Regions from separate parts of the Homo sapiens genome. Here region 1 is linked to region 2. Evidence: read pairs that join two places in POLR2A ChIA-PET (ENCODE). Cell type or tissue: PC-9. All regions are shown on one strand. Each heading gives the region's core, and the rest is flanking DNA. Links, peaks and the distances in the headings are about the cores only. Region 1 overlaps FRMD5 (FERM domain containing 5). Region 2 has its middle 12 kb from the start of FRMD5.

Evidence for each region. Peaks named below come from ENCODE experiments on the same cell type or tissue, not always from the same donor. Only the 100,000 strongest peaks of a DNase experiment are listed, where the experiment ranks them.
Region 1: POLR2A ChIA-PET joins it to region 2 with 5 read pairs; 3 of 35 experiments call an interaction of 5 or more read pairs at or near these places.

What each region holds. Positions count from the first base shown.
Region 1 is chr15:43,973,144-43,977,543 of GRCh38, reverse strand. All of the region lies in intron 1 of FRMD5 (FERM domain containing 5), which reads left to right. Among named protein-coding and RNA genes, the nearest start is that of WDR76, 150 kb to the right of the region's middle. RefSeq lists a silencer at 2,543-2,592 and an enhancer at 4,139-4,400. In PC-9, for the core only: no CTCF peak of the experiment used is centred there; a DNase peak (open chromatin) is centred at 2,503.
Region 2 is chr15:44,205,544-44,209,943 of GRCh38, reverse strand. No RefSeq gene overlaps it. Among named protein-coding and RNA genes, the nearest start is that of FRMD5, 12 kb to the right of the region's middle. In PC-9, for the core only: no CTCF peak of the experiment used is centred there; a DNase peak (open chromatin) is centred at 2,053.

The sequences.
Region 1 (4,400 bases), core at 301-4,300, 230 kb after region 2:
AGTTGCTCAGACCACCATAACGGAACACATCAAGGAGGCATTCCTGCTATAGCAACAATGAATGACCTCATCACCAGAGGAAGGCCACCTCCCCCATGCACCACCCCCAGTGAGCAGGAAGTAGTCAAAGAGAACCTACATCCCTATTCCTAAATGATAATAATACAAAGAGGTGGGAATGTGAGAATTAACAATAGTGATGCCATTTTTCCACCTTGGTGACTGTGTTTCCTACCTTAGTGACAGTGTTTCCAAAAACAAAGCAAAGGTCAACCTCACCCATACCTTAACAGAGAGTAACAACCCTGACCACAACAAAGCCTGGCCCTTACCACATCCTTCCCCAGCCCCCTGCAGTTCCAACCTGCTAGCACTTCCCCAACCCCTCCCCTATAGAAACTTTAGTATGAGGCTGGGCACAGTGGCTCACACCTGTAATCCCAGCGCTTTGGGAGGCTGAGGCAGCTGTATAGCCTGAGGTCAGGAGTTCAAGACCAGACTGGCTAACATGGTGAAACCCTGTTTCTACTAAAAATGCAAAAAAAATTAGCTGGGTGTGGTGGCATGCACCTGTAATCCCAGCTACTCAAGAGGCTGAGGCAGGAGAATCACTTGAACCCAGGAGGCGGAGATTGCAGTGAGCTGAAATCACGCTACTGCACTCCAGCCTGGCAACAGAGCAAGATTCTGTCTCAAAAGAAAAAAAAAAAAAAGTTGGTCATGGTAGTACATGCCTGTAATCCCAGCTACTTGGGAGACTGAGGCAGGAGAATCACTTGAACCTGGAAGGCAGAGGTTGCAGTGAGCCGAGATCGCACCATTGCACTCCAGCTTGGGCGACAAGAGCAAAACTCCGTCTCAAAAATAAAAAAAAGAAACTTTAGTATAAAAACGTCAGCTTGTAAGCAATCAGGGTCTCAGCCAGATTCCTGACTGGGATGCCTCACAGGCTTATTCTTGTAAATAAACCTGTTTGGCCATTGAGTTGCCTTCTCTCTCACTTTCTTCCTTTTAAAACTCTTCCTAACACCATCCATATATATCTTTGTTAAAGTGTCTGTTCAAATCTTTTGCCTTTTTAAAAAAATTGCGTTGCTTGTTTTTTTATGGAATGTTGAGGGTTCTTTTTATTCTACATGCAAGTCCTTCATCAGATAAATGCTTTGCAAAGATTTTCTCCTAGTTCTTGGCATGTCATGTCGTTCTCTCAACAGTTTCTTTTGAAAAGCAGTTTTAAATTTTGATAAAGACTAATATATCCATTTATTTTATGAGTAGACATTTATTTGTTTTTTATGGGTTGTGTTTTTGGTGTTATATTTAAGAAGTATTTGCCTAATCCAAGGTTACAAATGTTTTCTTCTATAAATTTTATTGTTTTATGTTGTACATTTTGGTCTATGATCCACTTTAAGTTTTTTTTTTTTTAATATATGGAACAAGGTATGAATTGAAGTCTCCCTCTCCCTTTTTTTTTTTTTAGCACATAGATATCCCGCTGTTCCAGCACCACTTCTTTAAAAGGCTTTCCTTTCTCTGCTGAATTCCCTTTTACACCTTGTTGAAAATGAACATGTGTGGGTCTATTTATAGGCTCTTTATTCTGTTCTGTTGATCTATTTGTCTTTCTTTGTGTCAGTACCACACTGTCTTGGTTATTGTAGCTTTATAATATCTTGAATCTAGATCATATTAGTCCTCCAAATTTGTTCTTCTTTTGCAAACTTGTTTTGCATATTCTAGATCCTTTTATTGCCACATGAATTTTAGAATTCATTTGCTAGTTTCTACAAAAAAAGCCTCCTGGGATTTTAATTGAGATTGCATTGACTCTATAGACCAATTTGGGGAGAATGGACATGTTAACAATTTTGAATCTTGAAACCTATAAACATGATATATCCCTCTGTTTAGGTTTTCTTTCATTTCTCTCAGCAACGTCTTATTGTTTTCCTTGAGTTGTTAGAGTTTTAAATATTTGCTAATCACTTGTGTGTAAAGTGGTGTCTCATTGTGGTTTCACTGCTGACGACCAGTGAAATCCAGCATCTTTCAAGTGTTTATTGGCCCTTCAGGTTTCCTCTTCTCTATTGCTTTTATATTGGCCCGGCATTTTATTTGCCAAGAATATCTCTGCTGGGTGATCTTATGGTCTCTTATGTTTCGTCTATTTTGTGTTTGTTTGTTTTATTGATAGTGGAGATGTTTCTCTTTTTTGGCTCTTGAATTCTGAAATAGTAATTTAGATATTGAGGCAAATACCTCTTTACATCTTTCATTCCTTGTTAGTTTTATCTCTCCTACTTTCTGCCAATAGGAAGCTCTGGTATTCCCTGGCATATTCTAGCTTAGATGACTTTTGAGAACTCTGATTTGAGAGCAAAGCATGAGGTCACCTCACTTGTCAATGTCCCTTGGGCGATGCCTAGTTTATCTTTTTGCTAAGCTAATCTGCTCTCATTCCTCATGGTTCACTGCTCTGGACATTCTGCGATTCTGTTCCAGCTGAGCACATTAGAAGAGAGAGACAATTCCGCATCACTGGGCAGAGCTTAGGTAGCCTGGGGTTCTCACCTTTGAGCCAACAGGCAACTTGGCAAATTGCTCAACAACTCTGGGAGATGATTGTCAGAAGCCACAAGAGCCCCAGTCAGTGTTCTGTGAACCTGCTTTGAACAATTAAAAGGATCTGCATGTAACAAATTCTTGAAAAATTTTTGTTTCATTTTTATTAAAAAGGAAGCCTTTGATTTCTGTTGGCTACAAAGTAGGCTTCCTGTGATGTCTAAGTCAGAGAGCTACATGAATCTGGTTGTATCTTTCAGAATATTGTTTATGCATATTAGAATTTGTGAATAGTTATTTTGCTTTTCAACACTTTAAACATTTGTCAAATACCTATGGTGTGCCAAGCACTGTGTCAGGAACCAGAATCACCAAAATGGATAAGGCACCGCCCTCTCTTAGAAAAGCTTACAGAAGCCAGAGTATAGGTAGGAGTTAACTAACTCCAATGCTTTCTCAAAGAAAGAAAAGGGAAGGTAGATGCGGGAATGGGACCATCCTAAGGCATAAAAAGCAAGCAGCCTTAACCTATAGAAACTTGTCCAGGAAGAGTATAAGTAGAGAATTAAATGAGCACCTGCAGCACATAATTTCTGGACAACTGGATAGGAGTCCAAAAAGGGAAAGACACTAAAAGATATTGGCATTCAGAAATTTCTGTAATCCCAAATCCTTGCTCAAGCTGTTCACCTCCTAGATTGCTTTCCATGACCCTTTTCATTTGGCAAACTCTCATTCACCCTTAAGGAGTCACCTGAGATTTTTATTCTCATGGGAAAGTTTTCTTCCTTGCCTCTCACTTTCACTAGAGGACCATCTTGTGTGCTTTCATAGCACCCTACTGCTGATTCCAACTGTTCCACTTAGCACTCTGCATTGAAAGTGCCTCTTTGTCTCCACCCAGTAGAGTAACTTCAAGATCAAGCTGATCCCTTTTGGAGTAACCTCAAAAAAAAAAAAAAGTTAATTTGATATGTTCAATGGGATCCTAACATACTGAAACAGTGGGCTAAAATCAACAAGAAGAAATTTACTAGGCCTAAATCCTGCATCTAGTTCCAGCAGTTAAACTGTACAAGTAGAAGATTGAGGAGGCCTGACTTAGTAGGAGAATGTTTGAAATGGCATTCTAGATATCCGCAAATTGGATATAAGCCAATGGTATATAAGTTTCTCTAAAACCAAATAGAGGTTTGGGTTGTATTAAGGAAAATATAGCATTTAGATTAAGATTTAATAGCTGTATTATAATGCTGCAGTATATTTGGAGTATCATGCTCAATATGATCTTCTGACTTAAAGAACATTAGTGACCAGGAGCAGTGGTTCACACCTGTAATCCCAACACTTTGGGAGGCCAAGGCAGGTGGATCATCTGGGGTCAGGAGTTCGAGACCAGCCTGACCAACATGGTGAAACCCCGTCTCTGCTAAAAATACAAAAACTAGCTGGGTGTGGTGGTGGGCACCTGTAATCCCAGCTACTCAGGAGGCTGAACCAGGAGAATCGCTTGAACCTGGGAGGCGGAGGTTCCAGTGAGCGGAGATATCGTGCCATTGCACTCCAGCCTGTGAGATAGAGCAAGACTCTGTCTCAAAAAAAAAAAAAAACATTAGCATTAGCAAACAAGAAAGTAACTAGGATATTAACCAAAATCGGCCAGGTGCGGTGGCTCACGCCTGTAATCCCAGCACTTTGGGAGGCCGAGGCAGGCGGATCATGAGGTCAGGAGATCGAGACCATCCTGGCTAACATGGTGAAACCCCGTCTCTACTAAAAATACAAAAAATTAGCCAGGCGTGGTGGCGGGCGTCTGTAGTCCCAGCTACTCGGGA
Region 2 (4,400 bases), core at 127-4,126:
AGTCTTAACCTGTTGTCTAAATAATGTAGCTAAATCAGCTGAGCACATGGGAATCAGAGACTAAAAGAAGCACATTAGGCATTCAATAAATATTTGCTGAATGAATGAAATGCTCAGTAAGCATTAAAAGATGATGATAATGACAATGGTTAGGATGAAGAAGAAAAGGAAAGGGGACAGAGGAAGGCATGAATAGCTGTAACTCTAAGGCAATTGGCTCACCAATTACACTGCTGAAGCGATAACATAACAATCACAGTTTTCAGGTACTCGGATGCTGGTTCTCCAGTTTGTGTATCATCTCAGATTTTTGGTTTAGATTTTCCCTTAAACTGACTCCCTTTTAGTCCTCCATTTAATGTCTATTAATCCACAGAGAAAATGAAGGAACAAGAGATTAATAGTAGCTAAAACTTTCCAATGTTTTCTTTGTGCAAAGGCTTATCTCATTTTACTCTCACAGTCTCTCATAGAGAGGGACTATTATTATACCTGTTTTACAAATAAGGAAACTGAGCCTTCGCAGCATTCTCAAGGTCACACAGCTGGTACACAGCAGAGCGTAAACTGGGATTATTGGAACCTAGAGCCCATACTCTTATCCATGTTCTCTTGCTTCCATGCTACCGAGTCTTCTAACTTGTTCCTCGTGTTTTAGAGTTAAGTCCTTTCAAACTCTCTCTTCTTTTCCTTTTTCTTTTCTTCTTCTTTTTTTTCCTGGTGTATAAATGTGTGTTGTATTGATTTATCATATTGTTTCTTTTGCATCTTTCAAATTCTTAAGCCTCAAGGTGCCTCTGTGCTGGAATGTTTGTTTTAATCAAAACTAGGCATGTACATAGTTTAGGAGTCAAATAGCTCTACAAGGCCTATTACAAAAAAAGAAAAAATCAGGGCTGGGCATGGTGGCTCATGCCTATAATCCCAGTTACTTGGGAGGCTGAGGTGGGAAGATCACTTGATTCTGGGAAGTAGAGGTTCCAATGAGCTGGGATTGGGTCACTGCACTCCAGCCTGGGCAACAGAGTGAAACCCTGCCTTAAAACAAAACAAAACAAGACAAAACAAAAAAAATCAATTCCCTAGGCCTCAATTTCTGCCTCCTCTACCGCCCCCCTCCGCCCCCATAATAACTTTTAGCTATTTTAGCTATTTCTTTTGCATTTGTCTCAATTCTTCTAAATAATATGCTTTTACTGTTATTTCTCTTTTTTGTTTTTTTGGTTTTTTTTGAGACAGGGTCTCACTCTGTAGCCCAGGCTGGAGTGTAGTGGCATGATCATGGCTCACTGCTGCCTCGACCTCCCAGGCTTAGGTGATTCTCCTACCTCAACCTCCCAGGTACCTGGGACTGCAGGTACACACCACCACATCTGGCTAATTTTTTTATTTTTATTTTTAATAGAGACAAGGTCTTCCTATGTTGCCCAGGCTGGTCTTGAACTCCTGAGCTCAAGCAATCCTCCTTCCTGCCTTGGCCTCCCAAAGTGCTGGGATTACAGACATGAGTCATTGTGCCTAGCATATACTGCTATTTCTTGATTTTTTAAAATGTAGGTGTTATCTATGAAAGATATATTATTTCTTTCAACTACTCCAACCCCCAGCATACCCCAATCACACATACTTTTCTATCCATTATCCCAATATAGTTATGTCAGTTAAATTAGTAATAAGTATATTATTATGATTATATAAATTCTTATACACGTGCTATGATTACTTTTCCTTTCTTATACAACTTTTTGTTTTTCCTAAAGTTAATACAAGCTTCGTTTTTATTTTTCTCTTACTTTGTTTTAATATAATTATCACTAAGTTATAACCAAATTCTCCCCTAGAAGTGTATTTTTTCTCATTACTACATAGTCGGGCATATTAGGTAGTCTATCAATTTCGTCTTCTTGGAAACACCTGGGAGCCATCTGATTGTCTCCCTTCTGACCTTGATTATTTTCTAGACTAGCTTCACAGCTGTTATTCTGGGATCAAACCTCACAATTATTCTGAGAATTTACATTACCTCTTTCTGTGTTAGATCCTGTTTCCAGGATGCCATGTGTATTAGTCAGCTTTTGATACTTTTTTTTTTCAGGAATGACTCCAAAATATGAGTAGCTTACAACAAAAAAGATTTATTTCTCACTTTCATTAGACATCCTCTGTGGGTTGGCTGTGTCGTCTACTCCGTGTTGGCTTCTTCCCAGGACCCAGGAGCAAGCTCCATCTGGGCCATGCCAGTCTTTTGGGAAAGAAAAGATCAATAATATACATGTTTTCACTTACATTCTATTGTTCAAACCAAATCAGTGGTCAAGTTTAATGCCAGTAGGGTAGGTAGAAATGGAGACGACAGTGAATATTTGAAGACATAACACAATCTTTTATTTTATTTTATTTTTGTGAGACAGAGTCTCGCTCTGTCACCTAGGGTAGGGTACAGTGGCGTGATCTTGGCTCACTGCAGCCTTGAGCTCCCCAGCTCAAGTGATCCTTCCCCTTCAGCCTCCCGAGTAGCTGGGACTACAGGTGTGCACCACACCACACCCAGATAATTTTTGTATTTTTTGTAGAGATGGGTTTTTGCCATATTGCCCTTGCTGGTCTTGAACTTTCGAGCTCAAGTGATCCTCCCACTTTTTCCTCCCAAAGTGTTGGGATTACAGGCGACATAATACATAATCTACCATGTATTCTTATTTCATTTTTTTTTTTTTTTTTGAGACGGAGTCTCACTGTCACCCAGGCTGGAGTGCAGTGGTGCGATCTCGGCTTACTGCAAGCTCAACCTCCCGGGTTCACGCCATTCTCCTGCCTCAGCCTCCGGAGTAGCTGGGACTACAGGCGCCTGCCACCACGCCTGGCTAATTTTTTGTATTTTTAGTAGAGACGGGGTTTCACAGTGTTAGCCAGGATGGTCTCGATCTCCTGACCTCGTGATCTGCCCGCCTTGGCCTCCCAAAGTGCTGGGATTACAGGCGTGAGCCACAGTGCCCGGCTCTTATTTCTTATATCTTTGTTTGCTCTGACATTTTTGGGGAGCCCATCCCTCAAAAGCTTCCTGAAGAAGGGTATATATGAGTATAAGATATTAGATATTGAGTTCATACATGTCTAAAAGTGTCTTTTTACTCAAGAGTAGTGTATTTGGGTATAGAATTCTATATTGGAAATAATTTTCCTCAGAATCTGTAAATGCTGTTCTACTATTTTCTTGATTCCAATGTTGCTGTTGAGAAGTTCAATGTAATTCTAATACTGTTTGTAACTTTTTTTTTCCTTTTCTGGAGGCTTACTTTTGTTCCTAGTGTTCTAACATTTCATAGTAGTATGTTATGGTGTGGATTTGTTTCTATCCATTGTGCTGGACAGTTGGTACCCACTCTAAATTTGGAAATTCATGTCCTTAATTATGGGAAATTTTCTTGAATTATGCCTTTGATAATTTTTTGCCCTCCATTTTTCCCATTTTTTTTTTTAATACAGGATCTTGCTCTATCACCCACATGCTTGAGTGCAGTGGCATGATCCCAGCTCACTGCAGCCTTGACCTCCTGTGCTCAAGTGATCCTCCCACCTCAGCCTCCTGAGTAGTTGGGACTACAGGCACCTCCCACCACACCTGGCTAATTTAAAAATTTTTATTTTGTAAAGACAGGGTCTCACTATGTTGCCCAGGCTGGTTTCAGATTCCTGAGTTCAAGCCATTCTCCCATCTTAGCCTCTCAAAGTGCTGGCTGGGATTACAGACGTGAGCCACCGTATCTGGCACTCTCCCCCTATTTCTATTTCTATTTAGTTTTATTTTTCACCTATCCTATTTTATTTTACATTTGCACATGTTATTTTTAATTCTCAGAATGCTTTTTTCCCCTCTTTTTCTAAATGGCATCCCAGACTTATTTACTGGATGCAAGATCTTCTATCTCTATTAGGATATTTACTAATAATTTCCATTTTGAAATTTTTCTTTTTCCTACTTAGTTTTTCTGTCCTCCAAGTTGCCTGTTTTCCTTTTGTTTTAGTCTCTATATTTTATGTTAGAGATATTTCTTAAATTTCTGGCGACCCCATTCTGGTTCAGAAATTCTGTTTTAGTCTCTCCAGAGAATTACCCTTCACTTTTCTGATAGGGTGAAGAAAAGAAGTCTCTTGGCTGCACAGAGTCAGAGAAGGGAATTGCTTCTTAAATTGACTTTCTAACAATCCTCCTGTTTTCAGTTCTACCTTCATTTCCAAAAGAACTGGGTAAATCAATTTCTAAATATTTTGTGCATTCTACAGTGCAGATCAGGTTGCTTCTCAGCTTTGCCCTGCTAGTTTTGGATTCAGCTTTCTTGGGTTTGCTCAGTCAATTATTCCTCATCCATATGCTTTCTGGATTCCAAAATGTTGTTGTT